3 separate regions of the Homo sapiens genome follow, and regions 2 and 3 are each linked to region 1. The links are chromatin loops, found by intact Hi-C in ENCODE. Cell type or tissue: dorsolateral prefrontal cortex. All regions are shown on one strand. Links, peaks and the distances in the headings refer to the core of each region. The heading gives the core; the rest is flanking DNA. Region 1 overlaps ADCK1 (aarF domain containing kinase 1). Region 2 overlaps NRXN3 (neurexin 3). Region 3 has its middle 180 kb from the start of NRXN3.

The links. A loop is a pair of places that touch in the nucleus more often than their neighbours do. Peaks named below come from ENCODE experiments on the same cell type or tissue, not always from the same donor. Only the 100,000 strongest peaks of a DNase experiment are listed, where the experiment ranks them.
Region 2: a loop joins it to region 1, with 4 times the contacts of the local background. A loop is called at or near these places in 71 of 110 quality-filtered maps.
Region 3: a loop joins it to region 1, with 4 times the contacts of the local background. A loop is called at or near these places in 20 of 110 quality-filtered maps.

Annotation. Positions count from the first base shown.
Region 1 is chr14:77,858,285-77,868,354 of GRCh38, reverse strand. It overlaps ADCK1 (aarF domain containing kinase 1), which reads right to left. Exons shown (of 11, transcript NM_020421.4): 4 at 9,076-9,279. Among named protein-coding and RNA genes, the nearest start is that of ADCK1, 63 kb to the right of the region's middle. RefSeq lists an enhancer at 5,715-5,914. In dorsolateral prefrontal cortex, for the core only: CTCF peaks have their summits at 5,771 and 5,970 (motif pointing left); DNase peaks (open chromatin) are centred at 5,974 and 7,974.
Region 2 is chr14:78,560,789-78,570,858 of GRCh38, reverse strand. All of the region lies in intron 4 of NRXN3 (neurexin 3), which reads right to left. Among named protein-coding and RNA genes, the nearest start is that of NRXN3-AS2, 140 kb to the left of the region's middle. In dorsolateral prefrontal cortex, for the core only: a CTCF peak has its summit at 4,114 (motif pointing right); a DNase peak (open chromatin) is centred at 4,118; H3K4me3 peaks cover 928 bases; H3K27ac peaks cover 967 bases.
Region 3 is chr14:77,985,475-77,995,544 of GRCh38, reverse strand. No RefSeq gene overlaps it. Among named protein-coding and RNA genes, the nearest start is that of NRXN3, 180 kb to the left of the region's middle. RefSeq lists an enhancer at 1,312-1,931. In dorsolateral prefrontal cortex, for the core only: a CTCF peak has its summit at 3,957 (motif pointing right); DNase peaks (open chromatin) are centred at 5,794 and 6,414; H3K4me3 peaks cover 938 bases; H3K27ac peaks cover 6,223 bases.

The sequences.
Region 1 (10,070 bases), core at 1,056-9,055:
CGGGCACTGAGCTTCCATCTGAAACAGAATAGTCCAGGAGAAAGAGCACTGGATCAGGAATCAGGAGACCTGGGTTCTAGTCCTGTTTCTACCACCAACCAGTTGTGTCATTAAGCAAGTGACTGCCCCTCTCTGAGCCTCAGTTTCCTCACCTGTGAAATGTGGGGGTCGCACTAAATGATTTATAAGCCCTCACAACCCATGAGTGATTCTCCCAGATAACTTTTGTCCAAAGCACTTGCCACTGAACAACAGAAGGTGAACAAACAGAGTCAGTATTTGTTAAACCTCAGGAAGATCGAGGCACCAGGCAAGGTGCTGGATACAAGATGAGGGTGCTGGTCTTAACTGCCAAATTTTGCTCTCGCAACAACTCGACACGTAACAAGCACAGCTGACAGTGAACTGGCATTTACCATTCACCAGGCAGTGCACTTTGGCTGGGCTATAGCATTCATTCCTCACCACAGCCCTATTCATGTGAAGGCTCTCTTATCATCCCTGTTTAAACATGAGGAAACCAAGGCTCAGCAAAATCACAAAACTTACCCAGGATGACATAGAACATGGTGACACCAGGATTCAAGGTGCAGGACACAGGCCGGGAGCAGGGCACAGACAGGGTACAGGCCTGCAGGAGGGCAGTGGTCACAGGGAGAAGGTCGGGCCAGATGGGGCATCAGCAGGAAGCACAAGCCAGGGCCACCTCGACCATTGCCTTGCCTCTCCCGCAGTGACTAACAGCAGGCCATCCGTCCGTGCTGACAGCAATGCTTCCTGCCATCCATCTCCCACTAGTTAAATTGCAATTTTATGGCCGAAATCTCTCTCATAATTGATAAAAATCTTCTTTTGATGTCAGCATTATTGGGGGGGAAATGGGTTTTTTTATTCTTCATTATGTTTTTAATACAAATGTATTTTTTATTGAGAGCTGCTGGGAAGGCAGGATGAGGCCCAGCTGGGAGGAGGCGATCCCACTCCCTGGCCCCTAGTCCTCCTGTACATGGCTTCATGGCCACCAGATCCTTCTGTTCCATTCCCAGAATATTCATTTGGTAGCCTTCTTGGGGACAGTCTGGGGAGACAAACCAGATGCCTGAACAAACAAAGGTGGTGCTCAGGACCAGGAGAAGCAAGTCTACAGACCGCCAAAGGTTTCCAGGTAGCTTTGGGCCCGTGATGCAGCCTGGGCTGCTAGAGGGTGAGCTGACCTCAGCTGGACCCTGCCAGCATGGGAGAATGGCACTCCAAGGGGCACAGCCAGGGCGCTCCAGGGGGCAGGAACCCCAGGGGCTGGTGTAGTACCTGGCACAGAGGAGGTGCTCAATAAATGCACATGAGTAAATAAGAGGAGGATGGGGAGAAGTTGGATCAGTGCTGGAAAGAAGCAAACAATATGAGAGCCTGGAGGCATCTCTCCCCTGCGGGGGCTGCAGGCACAGGTGGAGTCAGACCCCAGGGTAGGAGGGGCTCTCCTGCCCCGCTTCTGCTCTAACCACTTCCCTACTCCTAGTCCAGCCCAGGGCATGCTCAGCCCTGGATATAGCCCACACCCGGCCCCACCAGGACACTGTAAGGGAAGCTGAATCTGGCTGCCACCTTGCAAGTGAAGAGGGTTAGGTGAGTGGGTCCTAAATACAGCACAACCACCAACTCCATGACTACAGGCACCTGTGACTCCTTGTTGGCGATCTGGCCAGACTTCCACCTCCTCTCACCCCTCATCCATGGAATTAGCCCTGCCTGGAGACCAAGAGCACATACTTCAGAGTCCCTAATCCAGAGGAGAGCTGCCAAAGGGCCTTGGGAAACTGCAGCAATTAACCCTAACCAGCTGAGCTGCCCCCCAGGTAACCCCCCAAAGTGGGAGACAGAGCCCTAGAAACCCAGGCTGCCTGGGAGCCTGTGGGGATTTCTAAAAGTAGCGGGAAGAGGCTGACCAGATAGAGTGCTGGGTACTGATCAGGAAGAGGAAGAGAAAGGAGGATTATTCTAGCAAAACAGTACAGTCATGTGCCGCATAACAACATTTCGGTCAACAACGGACCACATATACAAAAGCGATCCATTATATTAATAATACCATATTTTTACTGAACCTTTTCTATGTTTAGACAGATAAATACGCACCATTGTGTTACAATTGCCTAGATTCAAGCCTCCCTCAGTCTCATATTCTGAAAAGAACAGGCTATACCATATACCCAAAGTATATTGTAGGCTGTCCCATCTAGGTTTGTGTAAGTACTCTATGATGTTCACACAGCAACAAAATCACCTAATGATGCATTTCTCAGAACATATCACCATCATTAAGCAACATATGACTGAATATGGGACAGAGAGCTGTACCAGTTATCAGAAAGCCCAGGTAAAGATGGAACTCTGCCATTTACGAGTCTCTCAGAACCCCAGTACCTGCTCATAAAAAGCACACAGCACAATACACAGAAAGAATTATTAACGTTTACTGCCCCTTGCCCTGCAGCAAGCTTGCACTAGATGCTCCACAATCATTAACTCAATCCATCCCCACAACAAGCCTAGGTGGCAGGTAGTGTTATGATTCCAATTTTAGAGATCGGGAAATGGAGGGACAGGACAGAGAGGTTAAGTAACATGCCCAAGGCCACAAAGCCAATATACCAACAGGCAGTTTGGCTCCTGTCTACCGCCAAGGCTCGCTATGAAGCTCCAGGCCGTGTGAAAGCAGACCGAGGGTACACATGTGAAATCCTGGCTGAGGGCCACATAGGGAATCATGATGGTTAATTTTACATGTCAACCTGGCTGGGCCACAGCACCCAGATACTGGGCCAAGCATTACTCTGGATGCTTCTGTGAGGGGTTTTGTTTTTGTTTTTGTTTTGATACGGGGTGTCACTCTGTCACCCAGGCTGGAGTGCAGTGGAGTGATCTTGCCTCACTGCAACCTCCACCTCCCGGGTTCAAGGGATTCTCCTGCCTCACCCTCCTGAGTAGCTGGGATTACAGGTGTGCACCACCACACTTGGCTAAATTTTGTATTTTTTTTAGTAGAGACGGAGGTTTCACCATGTTGCCCAGGCTGGTCTCGAACTCCTAACCTCAGGTGATCTGCCTGCCTCAGCCTCCCAAAGTGCTGGGATTACAGGCATAAGCCATCGCACTCAGCTGTGTGAGGGTATTTTTAGGTGACATTTACAGTTTGTTTGTTTGTTTTTTTAATTCAATTTTTTTAACTTTTTTTTTTAACAGAGATGGGGTCTCCCTATATTGCCCAGGTTTGTCTCGAACTCCTGTGCACAAGCAATCCTCCCATCTCAGCCTCCCAAAGTGCTGGGATTACAGGCATGAGCCACTGTGCCCAGCCAAGATTTACAGTTATATTAGTGGACTTTGAATAAAACAGATTACTCTCCATAGCATGAGTGGGCCTCATGCAATCAGATAAGGGTCTGAACAGAACATAGACTGACCTTCCCCAAGCAAGAAGGAATTCTGCCAGCAGGTAACCTTCAAACAGCCTTCAGACTTGAACTGCACCATCGGTTCTTCCTGGGTCTCCAGCCTGCTGGGCCACTCTGCAGATTTTGGACTTCCCAGCCTCTATAACCCACATCAGCCAATTCCTTAACATCAATCAGTCTCTCTCTCTCTCTCTAGCTCTAAATACACACACACAAGCAAACATGCATGCACAAACACACATACACACACACACACACACACACACATTCATATCCTATTGGTTCTGTTTCTCTAGAGAGCCCTGAGTTACACAGGAATGAAATCCAGCCCAGCTCTGGCCAACCTGCCATAGCCTGGAGGAAGAGATGCAAAAAGAGGGCACCTTTTACCCCCTCCCATCAAGTTCTCCATGGGACAACAGAGGTGCTGTGTGCCCCTCGCCCAGGCAGGCCTTCTCCTGCCTCATCTCTCCACTTCTGCCTTGTTCATGCTGGTCCTTGCGCCTACAGTGCCTGCTCTCTGCCTCTACCACCAACAAGTTGGATAAACAGTTTATATTCTTGGAGGAAAGGCTTCTTTATCTCTTTTCTGAACATTTGCTTAAACCTTGAGCAAACAAGACAAGCTGCCCTCCCACTGCACCCACAGGCTCTTACAAAACAACTGGATATGAATTATTCTACCCGTTGCACAACGGTACCCCTGCACCTTCTCTCTCCTTCATTCTCATTGAAACTCCAGTCAGATGGTGCATCAAGAACACAGAGCACCTGCAGCATACGCTTGTCCCTACGTACTATGGGGAGCTGTAAAATAAGTTCCCCTGGGAGGAAAGACCAGGGGGTGAAAAACTGATAAAAACAAATTTCAGAGTACAAAAGCCAAACCACACCACCCAGACACCAATATAAGCATTGCCCCTAACAGAGGTATTTCTGTGCTCCATGCCAGCAGCTGGCCTCATTTCCTTCAGTTTCTCATGGGATTTCAGAGGTGGACAGAACCTTATCTGATATAACTATATTCTAGGACAGAACTGGACCATTTCTTTTTTTTTTTCTTTTTGAGACAGAGTCTCACTCTCTTGACCAGGCTGGAGTCCAATAGCCTGATCTCAGCTCACTGCAACCTCCGCCTCCTGGGTTCAAGTGATTCTCCTGCCACAGCCTTCCAAGTAGCTTGGATGACAAGCGCCCACCACCACACCCAGCTAATTTTTCTATTTTTAGTAGAGACAGGGTTTCCCCATGTTGGCCAGGCTGGTCTCGAACTCTTGACCTCAAGTGATCCACCCACCTCAGCCTCCCAAAGTGCTGGGATTACAGGCATGAGCCACCACGCACGGCTTGGACCATTTCTTGAAATAGGCTGTAACAAGATCTGACTTGTCTGTATGTCATGGGGGCAGGTATAGATGTGTGTGTGTGTGTGTGCGTGTGTGTATGTGTGTGCATGACCAAAGATAACAGCATAGTGTGGCTGACAATTCAAAGATCATCCCTTAATTTCCACGATAACTCTATCCCCAAGCTTCCCACCCACTTCAAACCTCCCCATCTATATCTTCCTCCACTTTTCAAAGATGACCTCATCTCCCACATTACTAAATATTCAGCCTATTAGGCAAATTCCTTCAACCACCCGACCACATGCCCCACCCCACTCCGTATATCTCAGTCTCTTCGTCCTTCTTTTGATCAGGTCCCTCCCCAAGTCCTCCTCTCCCTCAGACTCACATTCTGAAAAGAACATTCTAGGCCCTTCATAATGTGACCTCAGCCCCAATCCTACAACCTCTGCTCCACTATTCACCGGCTGAACGCCACATTGTAATCAACAAGACCTCACTGTTCACCTCCATGCTTTATGCTTTCCTGTCCCTGCACCTCTGCTGAACCCAGCTTATTAATCAGTAATCACTTCCTCCAACATCCACCTCCTCCAATTCCATCCATCTCTAAGGGGCTGGGTCAGAGGCCACCTGCTTCAGAAAGCCTCCATCTGCCCAAGGCAACCTCTCTCTCCTCTGCAAGCTCGTTGGGCACTATGTGGCCATGTATTACCATGATGAGTGAACCTCCCATGACCCTGGACTGTGAGGACTGGAATGAGGTCGTACCCATCCCTGGCTACACCCAAATGTCCGGCACTGTCCTTTTTCACTAAATGCCAACCGCGTAGACCAGCAGGAGAGAGAAGGAATGAAGGAAAAGGTGCTGAAGCACAGAATCACTGGCCATCAGAGACTGCGGAGCATCAGAGAACTCCTAACTCCAATACCACGTCCTCCAACATGGAGTCAAGGGCTGAGGCACCCAGGGTGGTCAACAGCCTCGTGGCTGAGGCTATGCATGCCCATTCAGGGTGTAGAGATGTCAGCCTGCGTTCCTTCAACAGCACGAACCATGCCCAAGAGCAGAAAGACCCCCAGTCTCATCCACCTGGTCAGGGATCCCCCCACAAAGAGAAGGGCCAGGTCTTTACAACCATCCCTGACTTGCAAGCTCAGGCGCCATCTGCTGGCCAAGGTCAGCACTGCATCTGGACCCACAGCCCCAAGGGCAGTCAAGGGGACCAAGGCTGGGACCACCCCTGACCCAGTCCAGAACGAGGTCACTTTTGAGGAGGCAGAAACGACCCCACCTCCCAGAGGCTGGGCTCCTGATTGCTTCCTGGAACCTGTCTTTCAGGATATAAGCCTAACAACCAAATAAAGGAAAAAAAGTAAGTTTCTTTCTGGTAATACTAGCTGAGAAACTTCCAAGATACACACAGACACACACACAACTGCTTTTTTTCCTGCCAAACAGAAGCTGTTATGTAGGGGACGAATCACCAGCCTGGGAATTAGAGGACATGAGGTCTCATCCCATTGCTTGTCACCAGCCCTCCCTTAGCAATGTGGCCCCAGCGCACTCCCTGCCTGAGCCAATGCTATGCAAGGAGAGTGCCCCTTCGAGTGCCCTCACCTCTGCACTGATGGTGCCAGCTGATGTGCAGAAATTCTGGCTGATCCAGAAATGCATATGAACCGTGGGGTCCAGAAGTACTGCACCCTCAATCTTACCCCCACACCTATGCTGGGAATGCCCCACAGGGCCGGGCCCCACCTGCCTGCAACAGGGATGGGTCTGAGGACATAGTGACCTCTAACACTGCTGTTGACCATCCAAGCACCTCCCTCACCACACCACCGCTCTCTACAGTCTGAGCTTTAGGAGCACTTATGGAATCTCTGAGCTCAAGGTAACCTCAAAGCCTATCCGAGGACTGGGACCTAGGAAGGTGGTGAGGCATAACTGACAGCCTCTTTTAAGCCAGGGATGAAATGGAGCTTTCTGCAGAAGGTCTTAGGGCTGGCATGGAGCTGAGGATGAGTGGGGCCCACTCAAGCATCCTGGAGGCGAGACTGCTCCCCGAGAAGTGTCATGGGAGGGGCTGGAGGAGGCTGGAAATGCCAAGTGAGTGACATTACCCCGCCCTCACACCCCCACACGCACCCACCCTTCTTCCCACATGGCCCCGCTCCCCTCCCTCCACCCACACACTGGGAAAGTGTGTCACCAGGGAACAAATGCCATCTTCCAAGGGGGAGGAGGAGGAAGAGGGCAGGGAAGACAGAGTGTGTGCCTGTGGGGCCCTGGTAAGAACCCAGAGGGCTCTGAAGAAGCTCCCCAGCTGCGAGGGACACCCCTCAGAACCATGACATGGACAGTAGCCCATTTCCTCAGGGGTCTAAAGAAGCATTGTGGGGGCAGGAGCCACATGGCCACTGTGCTCAGGGCTAATCGGCAGGGGGTGGAGGGGACTGGAGAAGGGGCCCTGAAGATCAGGCGACGTCTTCCAACCCCAAACATTCTTTAGCCAGCTGGGTGGGCCACCATGACTGCTGACACTCCAAACTTCCCTCACTCCACCCTGGCTTGGGGACAGCCACTAACCTGCCCTTGTCCCACCTCCCTCCCCAGCTCTCCAGACAAGTCAGCCTCCAAGGGTTAACCTGCTGCCTCCTGCTCCTTGTTTCCACCCCCAGAGAGCTGCCACACGCCAGCAATGATGCACTTCACACTGTTATTACCGTGATTTATTTAGTTTTAATTTGGGGGTGAATCTCGTGCTGTTAGAAGCTGGGGGCCAAGAGTCTTGGCAAGAGGCAAAGCCATGAGTGGGCCAGCACTATGCCAATTCAGTCCCCTCTGCCTGGGGTCCCTCTCTCCTGACCCTGCTCCTCCCAGCTTGCAGCCTGCTCCCTGACTCCAGCCACAGTTCGGGTTTACCTTTCACTCAATGTCTCTCCCTTTGGAGGACATGTTCCTCAGTGGCAGAGGAGTCAGAGATGTTTCTATGTTCACCTGCTGTATGATCCAACCCCCGCTCCAGGCCAGGATATCACTGAGAAGTGGGACACCTTTGAATGGATGCTGCGTACCTGGGGCCAGCTCCACATTAAGGGACCAATAGTCAGTGCCAGCTCCCTGTAAAAAGGGAACCACTGGTCTTTATCAAACCTCTGCCCTACTCTCCTGGCCCTGCGCCAAGTAGCCTAACAACACTATTTCTAGTTCATCCATTGGCTCTTTAAGCAGACCCAGGGCACCTGCTAGGTACTGTTCCAGAGCTGTAAATACAGAGTAAAAGGACTGTCATGGTCTTCATCCTCAAAGACTATGACTTGCAGGGAAATCCTTAGACACAACTAATCAAGCCACAAGTTGCACAAGTGCAGGGAGCAAAGTTCTGCAGAGCCCAAAGGAGGGATAAGATCGGTCAAGGGAGGGTCACAGAAGACTTCCTAGAAGAGCTGGGGTTTGGACGGGAAACCCAGCACCTAGCACCCTGCCTGGGATTTGCTAGCTGGGTGGACAGATAGGCAGATGGCCTGAAGTCACTTGACAAGTAGAGAATGAAGCAAAGACATCAGGCAGATGGTAGACCACGGCACAAGCACTGAGGACTAAGACAACACAGTGAGTTTGAGACAGGTAGCACAATGGGACCAGAGCGTAGGGAAACAACAACCACAATAGTATAGAACACCATTACTATACAAATAATAGCTAATATTTGTTGAGCACTTGCTCTACATCAGGTACTATACTAAGCACCTTCTATTCATTATCCCGTGTAATCTGCACAGCAACCTTATGTGGTGGGCTATAGATAAGGAAAGTGAGGTGCCAAGATCAATCATTTGTGCAAGGTCCAAGCTCTTGGCTCTAGAGTCTAAACCACAGTGTCACTCTGCCCCACCAACTTACAGACAGGTAGGTTGAAACCAGATGGGATGGGGCTTCAAAGCCCTACTGAGGATAAAGCTTCAATAAGGCCTTAAACCTTCAGTAAGTGACATTTATTATTAGGTTGAACCATATGAATGATATATAGGTTTCAGGTCAATAACAGTCTCATATGAACTATTTCATATGGTTGAACTGGTATGTTTCACTGAGGGCCACTGAGATTCCTTCTAACCTCTTTGATTTCAGCACTGAGAGTGGCTGTGACATTTGGTTTTGTGTCACTGGTGGATCCCCAGCACCCTGGTCGAGGCTGCAAGAATTCAGCCGGGGCCTTTTCTGAAGCATCCCAACCAAGGCCCATCCCCCCTGCAAAGGTGGGTACCTCCTTGCCCAGATCTTCTCGGATGACCTGGCGGATCTCTTGCATGCTGCTCTGTGGAGCCTGGCTGTGCAGTACCTTCAGCGTGCTGGTGTACTCCTCTGGCAACAGGTAGTCCAGAGCCCCCAGGTGCTGGCCCACCTTGATGAAGGTGCCCCGGTTGGCACAGCAGAGCTCACAGAGACGCCTGGCAGAGCGAAGGTGCACCTGCAGGAAGACAGGCCAGGACCAGAGAGGTGTGAGTGCAGACTGTTCCCTACACCTTGTTCCCTTCACCTTCCTGCTCTGCTTGAAAACCCTCATTACCCCACAATGCCCAGGGCAGATGCATGCACACACACGCACACACACACACCTTTTCCCTTGGTGTCCAGCTTCCTGGTACACGGGGCAGTCAACTCCAACCTCATACAGAGGCCGCCCTTCAAACACGGCCCAGTGCTTCCTATCTCCTCCTCTTCATCAAAACTTACCTAGTCTGGGTCCCACTCCCTAGAAATAAGCATTCAAGGCTTTTAACCAAGTCTAACCTACTAATGACTCATTCAAGGGACACAGAGTTAAAGTATTTGCCACCCACCCCTCAGACATACCAATTATGCTTTGTTTGTTTGGATTGCTACGTTTTATAAAACATGGTCATATGTATGGTATCTTTTAATCTTCACAGCACCTCAGGGAAGCAAGTTTTGGTATCTTTAAAGAAGATAAACTCCGTCGTTTTGTTGCTAAGGAAATCACTAGGCCAGGCGCGGTGGCTCACGCTTGTAATCCCAACACTTTGGGAGGCCAAGGCAGGTGGATCATGAGGTCAGGAGTTCAAGACCAGCCTGGCCAAGATGGTGAAACCCCATATCTACTAAAAATACAAAAAAAAAATTATCCAGGCATGGTGGCGGGCACCTGTAATCCCAGCTACTTGGGAGGCTAAGGCAGAGAATTGCTTGAACCCAGGAGGCGGAGGTTGCAGTGAGCCGAGATCATACCACTGCACTCTA
Region 2 (10,070 bases), core at 844-8,843, 700 kb before region 1:
CTGTCTCCCTTTTAGACTCATACGGGTAAACTTCCAAATGCAGAAAGGGGGCTCAACTACTGGGCGGCTTTAAAAAGTCACCAATGCAATCACTTAATCAAATTGTAAATTACGCTTTGTCTGCCTGTCTCTCAGAACATGGTGAGCACAGCAAGGGACATTCACCTCTGTTCCCTCACACTCAACATAGCCCTTGACCAGACTGAGAAGACTGTCTCCTTTTGCCAGGATTCTGTGAGATAGAATACTTCCTGGGGGCTGCTGGAGAACTGCTTGGCCACCCAGAATTGCATAATGGGCTTATTCTTAGGACTTGAACTTAGAACCAGAATTAACCTGCAGAAGTTCCTGTATTTCCCATCTGAGCTTTAAGCTGAACCTGAAAAGCATGACAGCTCAAAAACACTCCAAACAGGTTGGCTTACTCCATCTGGGCTTCTATAACTAAGTACCATAGACTGGGTGGCTTATAAACAATAGAAATTTATTTCTCACAGTACTGCATTCTGGAAGTCTAAGATTATGGTGCCAGCATGGTCAGCTTCTGGTGATAGCCCTCTTCTGTACTGCAGACTTCTTACTTCTCATTGTATCCTGACATGGCAGAAAGAGGGTGAGGGAACTCTCTGGGGTCCTTTTTCTAAGGGCATGGATTTCATTCTAAGGACCTCACCCTTATGATCTAATTACCTCCCAAAGGCTCTATCTCCTAATATCACATTGGCAGTTAGGGCTTCCACATGTGAATTTTGGGGAGACACAAACATTCCATTGCATAGACAGATTGGCACCAAGAAAAAATTATTTCATTTTATACAGCACACATTATCCCCATTTTCAAATGAGGAAATTTTCACATGTGGAAATGGAGAACAGGCCCTTATTCTCCAGGCCAGTGCCACTGCCAGTGTGGCCCCTGGATATCAACATCTCTTGAGCAACTGTTAGAACTGCAGTTTCCGGGTGCAAGCCCGTAGTCGCAGCTACTCAGGAGGCTGAGGCAGGAGGATCGCTTGAGTCTAGGAGTTCTGGACACTTTGGGAGGCCGAGGCGGGTAGATCACTTGAGATCAGGAGTTTGAGACCAGCCTGGCCAGCATGGTCAAACCCCATCTCTACTAAAAATACAAAAATTAGCTGGGTGTGGGGGCGGGTGCCTGTAGTCTCAGCTACTTGAAGGCTGAAGCAGAATTGCTTGAACCCAGAAGGTGGAGGTTGCAGTGAGCTGAGATTGTGCCACTGCACTCCAGCCTGGGTGACAGAGGGAGACTCCATCTCAAAAAAAAATAAAAGGCGGCCGGACGCGGTGGCTCACCCCTGTAATCCCAGCACTTTGGGAGGCCGAGATGGGTGGATCACGAGGTCAGGAGATTGAGACCACCCTTGCTAACATGGTGAAACCCCGTCTCTACTAAAAATACAAAAAATTAGCTGGGCGTGGTAGTGGGCACCTGTAGTCCCAGCTACTCAGAAGGCTGAGGCAGGAGAATGGCGTGAACCCGGGAGGCGGAGCTTGCAGTGAGCCGAGACCACGCTGCTGCACTCCAGCCTGGGTGACAGAATGAGACTCTGTCTCAAAAAATAAAGAAAAGGCCGGGCACAGTGGCTCATGCCTGCAATCCCAGCACTTTGGGAGGCCGAGGCGGGAAGATCACCTGAGATCAGGAGATCGAGACCATCCTGGCTAACACGGTGAAACCCCATCTCTACTAAAAATACAAAAAATTAGCCAGGCGTGGTGGCTGGCGCCTGTAGTCCCAGCTACTCAGGAGGCTGAGGCAGAAGAATGGTGTGAACCTGGGAGGCAGAGCTGGCAGTGAGCCAAGACCGCGCCACTGCACTCCAGCCTGGGTGACAGAATGAGACCCTGTCTCAAAAAAAAAAAAAAAAAAAAAAAACCTGCAAAGTCATATTTCCCACCACAGACCTGCTGAATCAGATTCTCTGGGGAAGAGCACAGCTATCTACCAGTGTTTCTGGTAGAAGCTCTGCCAGTGTTTCTCATGCCCACTAAAGTTTAAGAACCACTACCCTATAGCAGTGTCTCCAGATGTTGTGGTATGTTTTCCCTGGAGGGTGTGACACATTTGCCACATGATGAACTTTAGGAAAAAATATTTAGCTCTTAGATATTCATTTCAATATGCAGTCAGTAAAAAACCTGGCTAACACATTGAACCCAGGATTTCAAAGACATATTGCTTGTAAGATGATGCCAAATCTACTTAAGTCAAACAAGATAATCGGTGTAAAGAAAATCAATACTGTTGTAGGGAGTTATGGTGAAAATAGTGAACCTGATACATAAATTACCAAAGTCTGGGATACCTGGTATACCTCCAGTTCCAGCTATAAACTGGATATCTCAATCTGTTCAGGTGGCTACAACAAAATGCCATAAACTGGGTAGCTTATAAACAACAAAAATTTGTATCTGACAATTCTGGGGGCTTGGAAGTCCAAGATTAAGGTGCTGGAAGATTTGGCATCAGGTGAGGGCTACCTCCTGGTTCATAGATGGTGGCTTCTAGTTCTTCTTCTGTCTTTCCATGGTGGAAGGGGTGAACAAGCTCCCTTGGGCCTATTTTATAAGAGCACTAATCCCAAAGCACTCATGACTTACTAACCTCCCAAAAGGCCCCCCTCCTAATACCATCACATTGGTGATTACGTTTCAACATGTAAATCTGAGGGAGGGACACAGACATTCGGCACTGAAGATCAGAACATGAGCCCCACTTCCAACTGAGCTCCCCTACCAGCATCCACTGCTCTCTCCAAAATCCCCTCTACCCGATACCTCAATTTAACCTCAGAACCTCTGTCCATGGCTTTCAATGCTAAATAAAACTGAGAAGGAGAGGGATGTGTAGTTCTATCTTCTCTGATAGAATAAGATCATGAAAACCCTGAATGAAAGGAATGATGGAGATGGAAACACGATGAAAGTGGAAAAGGGCTCAGGATTGGAAAGCTGCAGGCAACGAAGATGAATTCTGCCATCTTCTCCAGTTATAAGTCCCAGTGTCACTCACCATATTCCTGTGCACTTAGAGGCCAAAGACCTCCACGTTGGCAAGATTAAAATGAGAAGGGGTAGTCAGGGCTGACATCATAATTTTTCTACTACTAATAATAATAATGTTTATTTACTATTATTATTATTCATAATAAAGCCATTTAAACCCCACTCGATAAGAGGTTTAACAAGCCCATTAAGAACAGGAAACCTATTTCCTGCCTGGCGTTGTTTACACATATAACTAGGAGACACTCACTGGCTGGGGGAGCCCCATTAGCTTTAACCAAGAGTCTTGGCAGGAGCTCATGGAAGAAAATAAATCCCTCAAGCAGAATTACATGTGGTCAGTGAGGTCATCGCTCTTGTTTGGCTGGGCTGCACTCTAGGCTGAAGATCCAGAGATGGAGCAGGGCGACCCCACAGCCATGCTGGAGATAGGCACCCTCTTGTCCTTCTCTCATCCAAAGCCAGCTGAGCACAGTTTACTGGCACAGCCAGCTCTGGGGAAAGTTGAGAAGTGGTGAAGCCAGTTTATTATCTACCTTTCTATGTACTCTTGCCCATTAATGGGCAATATTCCCCACTCCCATCTGGCTTTGCATATTTTTCTGCTGCTTCCTGGTTGCTCAGAATCCCCATTCTATGATGGTTCCTTTAGAGCCAAGAGACTTCCAGGCCCATCCTGCAGCCCCTTCAAGACCCAACTTCTTTTGGTCACCTTCCCTTGAGAAAGAATTGTGTCCTGTAACTAAAGCCATCCATCATATTTAAGGGTCATCCATGGTGGAGTCTCCATACATCATGTCTGACCCAGGTAAAGAGGAGCCAGGAGGCTCCTCTCCCAGGGATGTTCCTCTTGAACAGAGAACTCTGAGGATTCAAGCAATCCTTCCCTAATAGATTCCAAAGTCCTGCCCCCACCTGAAACCACTAGGGAAACACTGTGGTGCAAGGGTTTTCTGAATTGTCCTTCCTTCCTCTGGGCCAAATCACACACTAGCCACAGACTGTGGACTTGGTCTGCATTAAGCTGGTCCCTGGTAGAGCTTAGCACTTTCCACACCGAGTAAAGCTTTCTTCCCAGCAGAGGGCAGCAACGGTCAGAGGCTGGAGCCACTGGTGCGCAGCCATCTCAGAGGGACTCGATAAAATGGGAGGAAAGAAACCAGAGGGAGGAGGAAGGAAGGAAGGTGGGGGCTCGGGGCAAGCACGCAGAGCTCGCTGCTCCTTCACCTTCCACCCTGGTAGGGTCTGGCTCTGTGGCCAGGGCTCCCCATAACCTAACGCTTTCTGGTTGGCCTGTCTCACCCAGCACCGCCAGCTTGGAAGGCTTTGGGTTATTAATCTAGCCCACCCAGCCCCAGCACACTTAAACCTCTTAGCTTTCCCTTACTCAGCTGCTGATGCCACATGGAAAACTTGAAGGAAAAGAAAAGGGGGAGAGAAAAAAAAAAAAACCAACATTTTAGTCTGGGGTAGTTCTGCTTCCATAGCAGATATTTTTTTGCATCCACTTCCTTTCAGCAGGAGCGACATTTACATGAAAACAGAGCTGAGGACAGTAGCCTCCCTGGACCTGAAGTCACCATTTGGCCCTTCTGGGCTGCTGCCAATGCCAGCAGCAGTGTGAGATCATCGGGGGCACCTGTTTTTAGAGAGTCTTTTTTTTGGCCGGCGTTGGGGGCGGGGTGGGAGAGCCGGCATGAGCTTAACACAGGCTCTCAGGACAAGTATGATCAGGAAGTTGGGCACAATTGATCAACCAAAAAAGCAACACGGTTTCATTGAGGCAGAGCTGCCAGTGTGGGGAGGAAGCAAAATCATAACGTTCAGAAATGTTAAAGGGATAGAATCTGTGGAAATCTGAAGTGTTCAAAGAATGACCAGGGTCAAATTTTTGCCAATACTTCACCTCCCGTCTTCTCTGACTCAATTGTTGCTGCCAACCTTTCAGATGTGATTGCTAGGCTATAATACTTTTTCCAGCTTTCATCTATCTGAGAACCAGAATTCCAGCCATGATGAATCCCCAATGCCTCTGCCAGTCTTCTGTAATGTACAGAGGCCTCTATCTACACATAGTGCAGGGCTACATGCAGAACAAACCCCCAAGAAATAGTTGTTGCCTGCCTAATTCCTGACATTCATACAGTGTTTTGCAATATTCAAAGTACTTTTACGTTTATTATCACACTGGCACCTCATAGCAACCTTATAAGGTAGACAGCCATTATTAAATCCATTTTACAAATGGGGAAATTGAGGCATAGAGAGATTAACTAGTAAATGGCAGAGACAGAACAAACTCTTGTGGGATTCTATTCCTGTCTGCTTATGGACTTGAACTTGAAAACACAGCCTGCTGTTCTAATCCCCTTCACCCAATGATCAAGACACCTTGATTTTCAAAGCACTGGATGTGCCAAACCCCAGATGCTTTAAAAATTCTCTCACACTGGAAAAGCTCTCTACCTGAACCTTCAGTTTTAGGGTTCAGTGTGGAGAAAGAGCTTCTGAGAAATCCTGGTGGTAGAGCTCTGTTTACAGGGGAAACAGGAAATTGAAAGGCCTTGTTTTAGGTAAGTTTGTGAATTCCAAATTGAATAGATTGGCACCAAAAGGCAGGCTTCTTAGGATCCTTGCTTTCATTTACTCCTTGATCTATCTACTTAATAAATGAATATTAACTGAGCATCTTCAATGTTCAAGGAACTATCTTAGAATCAAAGGGATAGGAAAAACACACAGGGCACAGTTATCCCTATCAGGTGCTTATAATGTAGTTGTATAGACAACATATGGTCATACAAAATAGCATAAGATAGTATATACCAAGTGCCAAATGAGTGCTGCTGCTGCTGAGCACTTTAGAAATTCAGAGAGGGAACGGCACTGAGTGCGCTGAGGAGGTCAGAAAAGGCTCAGTGGAGGACATGGAACATAATCTGATCCCTGAGCAGGAATCAAAAATATGAAGACAAGATCTAGTGGAAGGGTTCTAAATATAGGGGAGAATACTGACTGAGACCCCCACCATATGTCAAGTACTGTGGTAGGCCTGCACAAGGTTTGGGATGATAGGCAAAACCTACCATGGCGGCCGTGAAGACAACAGCCTAGGGAAACAGTAGATAAGGATATAAAGATTAGTAGGAGATGGAGCTGGAAAATGCAGACCAGATCGAAGGACCTTCATTACCAGGCCAAGGACTTGATTCCAAGAAGGAAAGGTACAATACATAAGTTTCTAACCCATATACCTCCTAGAGAGGAGGCCGGGGTGTTCCATCAGGACCTACAATGTCCCATAGGTGAGGAGTAAGCAGTGGTGCCTGGTAAATTTCTAAACAAACAGAGATTCTGGCTTCATGCAAACATTCTCAGGACAAAGGAAGAAACAGGTAATGGGTGAAGTAGGAGCCCAGTCAGAGCCCAGTCCTACCTAGAGATAGTTAAATAGACATTCTGAGGAGCATTTGTGAGCCTCCAGTGAAGAAGATGTGTGAGGTTGCTCTTGACAGAGCCAAACACTATAACCTTCACACTGAGGCGGGAATAGGAGGAGGGGGACAAAAGAGGGCGGAGACAAAAGATGTTCACTTTAAGTCAGCCAGTTATTGGCATCAAAGCCAGAATTCACCTCCTCTCTCCATTATTATTGTGCTTTATTATTATTATAAGGGAGAAATTGCTATTCACTAGGATTTTTTCCCCCTAAGTATTTTAAATGCTGCTGTAACAGTAAATATCACCTCTGGCATATTTGTCCTGGAAGAAAAGAGTATAATTTGGAATACCTAATTGAAATGTGCTACAGGAGATAAGGCAGCTGCAGAGACTGACATTTAAAGGTAGGAGACACCACGGAAGACATGAAATATTACTGTTGCTGCCTCAAAGCCAAAAGCCACTTTCACAGAATGGAAACATCTTCCAGTTCTGCTTCCTCCTTCTGGGTCCCCCATGATCCCATTCCTCAGACTCACTGCTATAGGGTTCCAGTCATCCCTGCTCTTCCTTTAGAACCCCAACCTGCTTGCATTGAGAATGCTGAAGGGCAGGCAAAAGAGAATGATCTCATCCTAGTTCTCTTTTGCTCTTATGTACCCATCTCAAAATCCTAGGTCTTATTTCTTGATAAATCATTTACATGAAGGTGGATGGGCTAGACACAAAAGGAAAGGAAGAGATCTGTCAGTGCATCTCAGTAGGTCTCATTAAAAAGCTGTTTTATGCCACTGTCGCAGAAACATAGTAAAAGACTAGAGGTTACCTGTGCTTAACGCCCAGCAAGCCCTGCCCATTGATAACTGGACACAGTTACTTTCTAGGGGATGGATCTAGGTAAGAGCTAACTCACTGCTTATTCCCTTCACCCATACACCAGAATAAGGACAACTTGCCAACCAACCATCAGACCTACTGCAATTCAGATTAACCACGTTTTTCATCAAACCTATTTCCGTTATCATTTCTCTATCCATCAAGGTAGCTTGTCTCCAAAGATAGCCCCCCAATAAACCATGACTCCTAATATTTCCCTTTGTGTAGTCCCCTAATCGATGAATATTGGAGAGCCCTTTGCCTTGCTTTTGATCAACAAAATATAGCAAAAGTGACAATGAATGACTCCTGAAGCTAGGTCATAAGAAATTTTATTTTTTCTGCCTGGTTTTCTAAGAATAGTTTTTCTTCAGATAGCCCTTCTTGGAACCCAGTTGCCATCCTGTGAGAAGCCTTGGTCACATGGAGAGATCATGCATAGGTTCTCTCTGGCTGAGTTATCTCATCAACTGCCAGCTATTTATGTGAATGAGGTACCTTGGATGTCCCATCTCATCCAGACACCAAATGATTGCAGCCTCAACTGAAGTCACATAAAGTGGAAAAACACTCAACTGATTACAGTTATTTCTTAACTAGAAAAATTACTTAGGATCGTTAAGGCCATATCTTATTTACACTCTTTGTTAGACAAAATGGCTTTCAAGAGTCTTAAGGATTTTCCTCTAGCACAAATTTCTATTATGGTTATCTATCACTTTATATTTTTAAGAAAACTATTCCAAAATATAGTGGCTTAAAACAATGTTATTTCTCATGGTGCTATGAGTTGGCTGGGGTCAATTGAGTGGTTTAATCTTGGAACCTCTCATGTGGTTACAGTCCATTGTAGCCTGGGCAGGATGTGCAAGCTGGTTTCTTCATTCCCATGCCTGGGACCTCCTGGGCCTCTTTCTTGCCTCATGGGTTATCTCTTTCCCCAAGGCCTCTCCACCACACTTGGGCTTCTCACAGTGTGGTCATTTTTTGGTAGTCACATTACTTACATGGCAACTGGCTTCTAAGAGTCAGAAAACAGAAGCTGCCAAGCCAGTTAAGGGCTATTTCCAGAGCTGCCTCACTGCCTCAGCACTTTTTTTTTTTTTTTTTTTTTTTTTGAGATATAAGTCTCACTCTGTCACCAGGCTGGAGTGCAGTGGCGCGATCTTGGGTCACTGAAACCTCCGCCTTCTGGGTTCAAGCGATTCCTCTGCCTCAGCCTCCTGAGTAGCCGGGACTACAGGGGTGTGCCACCACACCTGACTAATTTTTGTATTTTTAGTAAAGACTGGGTTTCATCATGTTGGCCAGGATGTTCTCAATCTCCTGACCTCATGATCCACCCACCTCGGCCTCCCAAAGTGCTGGGATTACAGGCGTGAGACATCGTGCCCCACCTGCCTCAGCGTTAAACCACCATATTTTATTGATCGAAGCCATCATAGGGCCTATCCACATTCAAGAGGGTAGAGAGAGAGTCTACCTCTTAATCTTGATGACAGAATGTCAAGGATACATTGCAGAAGAGTGCATGGGATGGGAAATATTATTGTGACTTTCTTTGAAAAATACAATCCATCACAACGTACTACTGTTTTCCTATTTTAAACTCCTATGCCTCCTTGGAGTAGAGAAACCCACATGAGGCTTATAATGAGTCAAAGGTATAGTATGATTGTCAGAAACGTTAATTGCCAAAATAACAAATCCAAAGCAAGGAAAACCAACAGGTCTTCTGGCCTCTACACTGATGAGACCAGGTATGAAAGAACATTTTCATGACTGAGTGCTGAATTTAAGAGGAGCCGATGACAAATTGGAGTATGTTCCAGGAAGAGTGTTCGAGGTAGAGTAGGACTGAAAATCATATCATTTTGGAAGTATATGCTTTCCTATACTGCCCTGTTTGAAGGAGATGTGTGGGCAAGATTCCCATCTTAGTTCCTCATTTTCCCCTCTGTGTCCCCTATGGCATAAACCTGTAGACTTCCAAGCTGTATAATTTGGATTCACTGGCCAAAATCTCCTCTGAGATACTTACATTTTTAAGAGTCTATGGTCTCTTCTCTTCAAGGGCATGTATATGGTGCTGAGTGTATGTAATTTTCTGAGATCTATCAAAGTATCACCATTTTCTCATGCCCAATGAAACTGTGGTATATGTTATTCATATTCTCTGTCATTTCCAGTCCTCTTTTCTCTCTGAGAAGACAGAAAAATTACAGTTCTCTACAAAGTTATAGGTAAGCATGATCATGTGACCTGCTTTGGCCAATGAAAATGGTAAGAACATTTAAGAGACAATTTATTTCTTGTTCTTTCTCTGCTGTAGAAAACCCTAAAGACTCATGTCGAGATGGTCACATCAAAAAGCAGCCAAGCTTCTGAGCGTATAGGTCCCTGAACGTCCAAGATAAGCATAGCCCCACTGTTACCCAGTGTTAAACATGTAATATGAATAAGAAGTAAAGCTATGCTGTTCTAAGTCACTAAAATTTGGGAAGTAATGTATTACTGCAGCATAATCAAGTCTAACCTGACTAATACAATCACCATGATGCGAAAAAGCATCCTGAAAAACATCCCTGAGACGTATCTAATCTTTTAGGGATATAGCTCTATAAATGAAGACCTGAAACCTAAAAGCAATTCTATTTCAGAGTAGCTCAGGAAATAGTAGTACAAGACCAGCAAGAACCAATGATTATCCTTTAAAGCCAAAAGCG
Region 3 (10,070 bases), core at 630-8,629, 130 kb before region 1:
CCCAGGTTGGAGTGCAGTGGCGTGATCTTGGCTCACTGCAACCTCCACCTCCTGGGTTCAAGCGGTTCTCCTGACTCAGCCTCCCAAATAGCTGGGACTACAGGCATGTGCCACCACACCTGGTTAATTTTTATACTTTTGGTAGAGACAGAGTTTCAACATGTTGGCCAGGCTGGTCTCGAACTCCTGATCTCAAGTGATCCACCCACCTCAGCCTCCCAAAGTGCTAAGATTACAGCCCTGAGCCACCACACCCAGCCTTCACCACACTTCTTTTTGTGATGATCGTTGCACGAACCCATTTATGTGTTAAAAATAGAACGGTGCACACACAAAAGATCAACTTTACCATGTATTAATTTAACCTATGAGACAAACAAGTTTTATCAACTCAAAGCTAAGAATGCATGGCCTTGTAGCCCCTGTCTTTTTTTTTTTTTTTTTTTTTTTTTTTTTTGAAATGGAGTCTCACTCTGTTTCCCAGCCTGGAGTGCAGTGGCACACTCTCGGCTCACTGCAACCTGTCTCCTGGGCTCAAGTGATTCTCCTGCCTCAGCCTCCTGAGTAGCTGGGATTACAGGTGCACACCACCATGCCTGGCTAAGTTTTGTATATTTAGTAGAGCTGGGCTTTCGCCATGTTAGCCAGGCTAGTATTGAACTCCTAACCTCAGGTGATCTGCCCAGCTCGGCCTTCCAAAGTGCTGGGAGTACAGGCATGAGCCACCATGCCCAGCCATAGCCCCTGTCTTTATTATCCTTGCAAAAGGCCTGCAAGGTCCATCAGGTTATGGGCTGTTACCACACAGCAAGCTCCAGGGTTCAGACAATGATTGGAATAATTTTAGAAAATAAATTAATTGGAAGGTGATTCTTGGCATTAAAAAAAAATGATTTGTCACTTAGCCAAAGGTTCCCTTTGCATAGAGAACTAGCTAGTCCCCCTGAGAGCATAATGGCAGACTTAATGGTAAAGAAATCAAAAACTGTCCCTGTCCCTGTCCCTGTCCCTGTCCCTCTCCCTCTCCCCACAGTCTCCCTCTGATGCCGAGCCGAAGCTGGACCGTACTGCTGCCATCTCAGCTCACTGCAACCTCCCTGCCTGATTCTCCTGCCTCAGCCTGCTGAGTGCCTGCGATTGCAGGCGCGCGCCGCCACGCCTGACTGGTTTTCGTATTTTTTTTGGTGGAGACGGGGTTTCGCTGTGTTGGCCGGGCTGGTCTCCAGCTCCTAACCGCGAGTGATCCGCCAGCCTCGGCCTCCCGAGGTGCTGGGATTGCAGACAGAGTCTCGTTCACTCAGTGCTCAATGGTGCCCAGGCTGGAGTGCAGTGGCGTGATCTCGGCTCGCTACAACCTCCACCTCCCAGCCGCCTGCCTTGGCCTCCCAAAGTGCTGAGATTGCAGCCTCTGCCCGGCCGCCACCCCGTCTGGGAAGTGAGGAGCGTCTCTGCCTGGCCGCCCATCGTCTGGGATGTGTGGAGCCCCTCTGCGTGGCTGCCCAGTCTGGAAAGTGAGGAGCGTCTCTGCCCGCTCGCCATCCCATCTAGGAAGTGAGGAGCACCTCTTCCCGGCCGCCATCCCATCTAGGAAGTGAGGAGCGTCTCTGCCCGGCTGCCCATCATCTGGGATGTGGGGAGCGCCTCTGCCCGGCCGCGACCCCGTCTGGGAGGTGAGGAGCGTCTCTGCCCAGCCGCCCCGTCTGAGAAGTGAGGAGACCCTCTGCCTGGCAACCACCCCGTCTGAGAAGTGAGGAGCCCCTCCGCCCGGCAGCCGCCCCGTCTGAGAAGTGAGGAGCGTCTCCACCCGGCAGCCACCCCGTCCGGGAGGGAGGTGGGGGTCAGCCCCCACCAGGCCAGCCGCCCCGTCCGGGAGGGAGGTGGGGGGGGTCAGCCCCCCACCCAGCCAGCCGCCCCGTCCGGGAGGTGAGGGGCGCCTCTGCCCTGCCGCCCCTACTGGGAAGTGAGGAGCCCCTCTGCCCGGCCACCACCCCGTCTGGGAGGTGTACCCAACAGCTCATTGAGAACGGGCCATGATGACAATGGCGGTTTTGTGGAATAGAAAGGTGGGAAAGGTGGGGAAAAGATTGAGAAATCGGATGGTTGCCCTGTCTGTGTAGAAAGAAGTAGACATGGGAGACTTTTCATTTTGTTCTGTACTAAGAAAAATTCTTTTGCCTTGGGATCCTGTTGATCTGTGACCTTACCCCCAACCCTGTGCTCTCTGAAACCTGTGCTGTGTCCACTCAGGGTTAAATGGATTAAGGGCGGTGCAAGATGTGCTTTGTTAAACAGATGCTTGAAGGCAGCATGCTGGTTAAGAGTCATCACCACTCCCTAATCTCAAGTACCCAGGGACACAAACACTGCGGAAGGCCGCAGGGTCCTCTGCCTAGGAAAACCAGAGACCTTTGTTCACTTGTTTATCTGCTGACCTTCCCACGCTATTGTCCTATGACCCTGCCAAATCCCCCCCTCTGCGAGAAACACCCAAGAATTATCAATAAAAAAAAAAAAAAAAAAAAAAAAAGAATTGGTAGAAACTGGTTGCCTCCAAGAACTCAATGGCTGGAAAGTTATGGCGGCAGGAAGACTTTTTGCTGTATATTCTTTTGTGCCTTATGAATAATAAACCATGATAATATATTGCTTAAAAATAAAATATTTTATAATGTAAATTGAAAAAAAAGAAATCAAAAACTAAAACAATGGGAGCTTCTGCTTAATGAACTCAAGCTAAAATGATGCCATCCACAGTTCTAAAATTAGAAGATAAAGCAATAAGAAAACAAAATAAAATTTATCAAAATTTCAGGTCTACAGATTTTAAAATCCAGTTATTATCTACAGGATGTATTCAATAGATACTTGACCCAGCGGAAAGCACATGTGTGGTAGATGGAAAATCATCCAGCTAAGGCCTGAATTGCCTTCTCCCCAAAACAGAAAGAGAAAAGTGGAGTGACCCAGCTCCTCGGTTCCTTTTCCCCAGTCTCTCTCTTTCATCATTATTCCCAGGGAGCAGATCTCACAAATCTATGTCAAGACTGCAGAGAGGCCAGACATGGTGGCTCACGCCTGTAATCCCCACACTTTGGGAGGCCGAGGTGGGTGGATCACTTGAGGTCAGGAGTTCGAGACTAGCCTAGCCAACACAGTGAAACCCCACCTCTAATAAAAACACAAAAATGAGCCAGGCGTGGTGGGACATGCCTGTAGTCCCAGCTACTCGGGAAGCTGAGGCAGGAGAATCACTTGAACCCAGGAGGTGGAGGTTGCAGTGAACTGAGATCACACCATTGCACTCCAGCCTGGACGACAGAGTGAGACTCTGTCTCAAAAAAAATAAAGAAATTAAAAAAAAAAAAAAAGTCTTTGCAGAGAGAAACTAGAGAAACTTTCAGGTCTTTGTCCAGAAGGGCCTCTGACAATCTCATTTAATGCTCTAATCACAGCCACAACATAGGTACCTGTATCATTTAGGAATAATTTGGGCTATGAGGAACAAACTTACCAGTTCACACTGGCTTTAATAAATAGGTGTGGCTGGCATGGTGGCTCACACCTGTAATCCCAGCTCTTCGGGAGGCCGAGGCAGGCAAATCGCTTGAGCTCAGGAGTTCAAGACTAGCCTGGGCAACTTGGCAAAACCCCATATCTACCAAAAATACAAAAAAATTAACCAAAGGTGGTGGCACATGCCTGTAGTCCCAGCTACTTGGGAGGCTGATGTGGGTTTGAGTCCAGGAGGTGGAGGTTGCAGTGAGCCAAGATCGTGCCATTGCATTCCAGCCTGGGCAACAGAATGAGACCCAGTCTCAAAAGATTAATTAATTAAACAGAGGTCCATTCTTCTCACATAAAACATAGGCAGTCAATGGCTTTGTTTCAGCTGCCCTACAAAGGCAGGAGTATGGACAGGTGTCCCAACATTCTCTTGGTCTCTTGGTGATAAACTCAGCAAAGTTTCCCGGTAGGCAGCAGGGGGCAACCTAAGCAGAGAGACTCTTCTCACCCTCTGACTTCACATCAAGAAGGAGACTGGGGTCAGACAAAGCAAAAAGATACTCCTTGTCCTTCTTCTCTTACCAGGAGGGGAATCTTTCCCAGAACCACCTCGGAAAATTTCCTTTTTCATCTCATTGGCCAGAAATTATCACAGGATCACTCCTGGACCAGGAATGGAGCCCACGTCCCCCAGAAACTGTGGGAAGTGATATCTGAGCAAAACTGATCATCTGTTGCCAAGGAACACAGGAGCCAATAAACAGTGTCTGCCATGGTGTCGTTATTATTTCCTCCTTTTGACAGATGGGAAAACTGTGGCTTAGAAAGGACAAGTGACAAGGTCACCCAGCTGGTAAGCACTGAAGCCAGGATTCAAACCCAAAACTGTGTGACTGCCATGCCTGCACTCTGAATCTCTATGTGACAGTGCTTCTTTGGGATGAGGTTGAGGCTGTGATCAATCCCTTCATCCCCAGAACAGCAAGCCAGGAGGGCTAGCGGAGACTGTCATCAGTTGTTCTAGAGAGACAAGAACAACAGCCACACTGTGGATCAGTGTCTGGGGTGGCCTGCACCTGCTTCTCCTGACACAGATAGTACATCTGTGAAAGCTCTGTCTTCCTGTGGTTCCACCTGTCTGGGCCTCTTCCCACTGCAGAGCTGGGTAAAGAAGCTGGGCTGGAAAATTCTGCCCCTCTGGCTCGCTCCCTAACCCAGCCACCCTGGGCTGCTTCCTTGACCCTGTTGTGTGGGTTCTTCTCCCTGCTGATTTCTGCAGGGACCCTGACACCCAAAATAATACAAAAGGCGCCCTATATGACTCTACTGCTAACATATTTTCCCCTAAAGTGAAGGCGGCAGATGACATTTCAATGAGAAAATAAATTAGCAGGTAATAAATTTTCCATTCTTTCTCTGTGTTCCTACTGGGCCTTGAAATTAGCAAGAACCAACTGTCACATTAATTTCACTGTTGGGGCCAGCACTAAGGGTGACATCATAGTGCCCCTTGGGACCAGGATTCATTTGCCTGGGTTAGAGGTAGGCAAGGCTGAAGCCCTAACATGGGCCAGGTGAAGAAAGGGAAGCGGATACTCTTCATGAGCAAGTCCCATACAAAGTCCTTTGTGATTTGTTTCTGGGTTTCTGAAAAGGAAGGTGTTAGGTCTCTGAAAAGTTAAAAAAAATATAATGGTTTGGGCTGTGGGGGCAAGAACAGATTTCCAACACTTTGGTCCTGTTACTAAACACACTGCTTGTACCACCATTCCTCTTTCAGGAGGCCTTGTGGGGAAAGAACATCTTGTTGTATCTAAGTGATGGTTTCTGTGTTCCTAGAGAATTTCTGCAACATTATTGAGTGAGACCATCTTGGCGGACAGGAAAGGATTAGCAAGTCCTCGGATTACTTGAGCAATAAAGATATATTGCCATGGGCCTTTTCATTTAGAACTCAGTCTTGGTCAATATCAACATCTTAACGGCAAGTCAAATAAATCGCAGTATCAACCACAGTGGAAGTGTCAATGCCTGCTGCCAGCAACTTAGTTTATGGTGAATCAAGACCTCGAATGAGGCTTTAAATTTGCTGATGCTTTTTTCTGTGGGGTTTGTCGCGGCTCACCCAGCCAGATCGATTCGATGTGTCGTGCTGGGGTGGAGGAAAAGGTTTGTGGCTCTTAGAGTATTAGCAAGTTCATTTCACGCTGATGCAGCGACAGAGGCCGGGGAAGGTTTACAGAAGCCGCATTCATCAAGCCAGCTGGTCACCCACGACCTCCCTCGGGCTTGGAACAGAGAGGCAGAGAAGGGAGGGGACTGCGGCTGGCAATTCACAGAGAACACTGTAGCTTTCTTTGGCAGTGGGGGCAGGCAGTGAAGAGGGGACAGGATTTGGAGGCTCGGATGGCTCCCTTAGGACTGCCGTGGGATGTTTTCACAGCCTGCAGAGAGGAGCCAGATGTGGGCAGTGGCCTCGTTCACTTCAGCCTTCAGGAGCTATTTGGGGCTAAGGGCTTCTCCTTTCCCAGAGAGTTTGTGGCAGATTGACTACAAAAATGGCCCTAATCTTTCATCCCTCCCACAGCATTTGCAATGTGACTTGATAGTTCCTCTCATCAAGGGGTTCAGCCTATTACCCTGTTCTTTGAATCTAGGCTGCCTTGTCATTTACTTTGACCAATAGAATGCAGCAGAAGTGACAGCATGTCAGTTCCAAGCCAAGGCCTTGAGACCTTTGCCCACCTCTCTCTCTCTCTCATACACACACTCGCTCACTAGCTCCCCTTGCCTCCATCATAAGAACAAAAGCAACTAGACTTCTGGAGTATGAGCTAGCATGTGGAAAAGATCTGAATCACCCCAGCTGAGGTCATCCTAGACCAATCAGCCTCTGGCCAACCTGCCAACTGACCACAGATGCATGAGCAAGCCCAGCTGAGACCAGCTGAGCCCAGCCCAGATCTGCAGAAAGGGCTAGCCAGTCCATAAACCTGTGAGCCATGATAAATAATTATTGTTTTAAGTCAGTGAGGTTTGGGGGATAGTTTTCTATTGAGCGTTCTTGTGGCAATAGATAACTAATACAGAGTTCATCAGATTGTTTTCGTAACCAGAGCCATTCCCCTGGACTTTAGGGTTTCTGATTCTTTGAGGACCAAAATTCTACCAGCTGGCACTAAAAGCCTGAAGCTTGTATACACATGTGAGAAAAGCAACCCACAAGACCAGTCCGTCCCTTCCCCAAATAGACTGCCAGCAAAAAGGCTGCTGTCGTCATTCACATTCGCTCAGTTTAATTTCTTCTTAGGGATAAAGGTCATGATTTCCAAGACAACCAGCCAGCTTTAGTTCCAGGACTCTGGACAACACCACCTTTTTTTTTTTTTTTTTTCTGTAATGGATGGGCAAATGTCCATCTGGCCTCCACCTCCCCACTCTGCCTCTGAGTCACTGAACCGTTTGGATTAAGTGGCAGGGGCCAGCCATTTCAAGCCAAAAACATAAGTGTATCTGTCTTAGTTTTCTGTCACTGTCATAACAAACTACCACAAACTTGGTGGCTTAAACAACACGAATTTATTATCTAAGTGTTCTACGGATCAGAAGTCTAACCTGGGTCTCATTGGGCTGAAATCCAGGTGTCACCAGGGCTGCATTCCTTTCTGGAGGCTCCAGGGGAAAATCTGTTTCCCTGTCTTTCCAGCTTCCAGAGGCTGCCCTTCTTCCTTGGCTCATGACCTGTTTCCTTCATTGCCAAAGCCTGCAACAGTGGATCAAGTTCTTCTCACATCACATCTATCTGACCTATTGTTCTGCCTCGGCTGTTCCACTTTTAAGGACTTAGGTGATTAAATTGGACCCAATTGGATAATCCCAGATAATCTCACCATCTCAAAGTCCTTAACCTTAATCACATCTGCAAAATCTAATTTTCTATGTAAAGTAACATATTCACAGGTTCCAGGGATTAGGACATGGATATTTTTTGGGGGGTCCATTATCCTGACGACCACAATATTATTGAATCTTTGTATAACAAGAATTGAGAGAAAGGAAAGCTGTTCCTTTCTTGGACATCTCCATGGAATTGATGGGCCTACACCTGGAATTCTATAAAATGGGCTCATGTTGGAAAAGACAGGAGGGATGGAAATGAACCAGGGTCAATAAGACCCCATAATTCATCCACAAAGTTGCAAGGTTTCTCTCCCTCCATAAGATGGTGATCTTACTACTAAGGAAGCAGGATTTGGCTATCAGTTCAAAGGCAGGATTAGATAGCTTTAGTCCAGAAGAAACACAGCTCTTCATGATGCCATACCCCTGCATAGAACTTCCAGAAGTTGGTGATACCCTTTGTGGCAATTTCAGGGGGACCAATCAGGAGCCATGTTAGACTCTACAACCAACAAGGTTCTATCCTGGTTTACTGAATTCGGGCACTAATTGCTGACAGGGTACAGAGATAATCCTAAAGACATTCTGCCCTCAAAGCATTTATAGGCTAGAGCATTATGCAAAACAGATACATAAATAAATGACTATTTACAATTTTAGAAGGAGAAAAGCACAAAAAAAATACAGATAAATTGTGACAGAAATTCAGAGCAGGAAAAGATGGAAAAGGTAAAGAGTGGCTAGTGAGAGGAGGAGGAATAAAGAAGAATCTGAAAGGCCAGGCATGGTGGCTCACACCTGTAATCCCAACATTTTGGGAGGCCAAGGCAGGAGAGTCCCTTGATCCCAAGAGTTTGAGACCAGCCTGGGCAACAGAGTGGGACCCTGTCCCAATTTAAAAAAAAAAAAAAAGAAGAAGAAGAAGAATCTGAGAAGGCTTTTTGAAAGAATTCAATGAAGCATAAAACAAATTTAAGTGCTGAATTTTATGGTTTAAGCCAGGGCAGATAGTAAATATTTTAGGCTTTGCAGTTTATATGATCTCTGCTGCAACTATTCAACTCTTCTGTTGTAATGCAAAGGCAGCCAAAGACAATATGTAAATATGTGAGCATGGCTGTGTTCCAATAAAACTTTATTTATAAAAATAAGCACTGAGTCAGATTTGGCCCACAGGCTATAGTTACTGATCCCTGTTTTAAGCCATGATGTAGCACCCAGTGAAAGCTAGCATAATCATGAACAGATTTATAAACGATACAGTGCTTTGGTTAAGCTTTGATGAAAAAACAGAACTGGAATATGCAGCAAGAACAATCATAAAAAAGGTGCAATTAACAATTTGTGTGAGATATTAAAGAGACCAGGCCCTTAAGAGTTTCAAATGGAGAATTTTGGAAGGGGAAAATGCTTGAAGTAGAACTAGTTTGAGTAGGGTGGTTTTATGGAAAGCTTTGATAGATAAATAAGAAGTTTAGGCTAAGACAATGCGAATTAGGCAGACACTGAGAGTTTTTCAACTAGAAAATGATGGCATGCAAATATTTTTCAAATCACTAAATTCAAGAATTGGCCTCTGGGGCCATGAAGCATGCAAAACAAGGGTGCTGAGGCCTTTCCTCACAATCCAGGAGATACAAAAGGTGAATTTTTTTTTTTTTTTGAGACGGAGTCTCACTCTGTCCCCCAGGCTGGGGTGCAGTGGCACGATCTTGGCTCACTGCAACCTCTGCTTCCCGGGTTCAAGCAGTTCTCTGCCTCAGCCTCCCCAGTAGCTGGGATTACAGGCACCCGCAACCACGCCTGGCTAATTTTTGTCTTTTTAGTAGAGACAGTATTTCTAGTTTCACCATCTTGGCCAGGCTAGTCTTGAACTCCTGACCTCGTGATCCACCCAACTTGGCCTCCCAAAGTGCTGGGATTACAAGCGTGAGCCACCACGCCCAGCCAGGTGAAATTCAAAGTTAAAAATTTGCCCGTTTGCCCGGGCGTGGTGGCTCATGCCTGTAATGCCAGCACTTTGGGAGGCTCAGTTGGGCAGATCACTGGAGCCTAGGAGTTTGAAGCCAGCCTTGGCAACATAGTGAGACCTCATCTCTACAAAAAAAATATAAAAATTAGCTGGGTGTGGTGGTGCACGCCTATAGTCCCAGCTAGTCGAGAGGCTGAAGTGGATCTCTTGAGCACAGGAGGTTGAGGCTGCAATGAGCCATGATTGCACCACTGCACTCCAGGCTGTGTGACAGAATGAGACTCCTTCTCAAAAAAATATAAAATAAAGTAATAAAATAAAACACATAAAACCTTGCCCTTTATCTCCTGGCCAGCTAGTGGCCATCTGCTTCCATACACAAGGAAGGAGCCAGTCTGTACCTCACACATAGCTGGGCCCAGATTCTCAGAAGATTTCAAGTGTCCAATAAGGTCTGGGTTTGGCTTCCCTAAAGCAATGGGCATTTGTGTCTTCAGGTCCTCCACAAAAGGGACTCTCCCTCCATCTCTTCCCTGGCTGTCTCCACTTCCTCCACCCCAGAGCCCTCCTGCCTCTGTGAATCACATGTTGTAACAAATGAGATACCAAAGGTTCCGACAAGCTGCTCATCGTTATCCCCAGCAGGAGAAAAGCAGCCATGACCTGGAGCTGGGACCTTGTTAGAGTTTGTAAT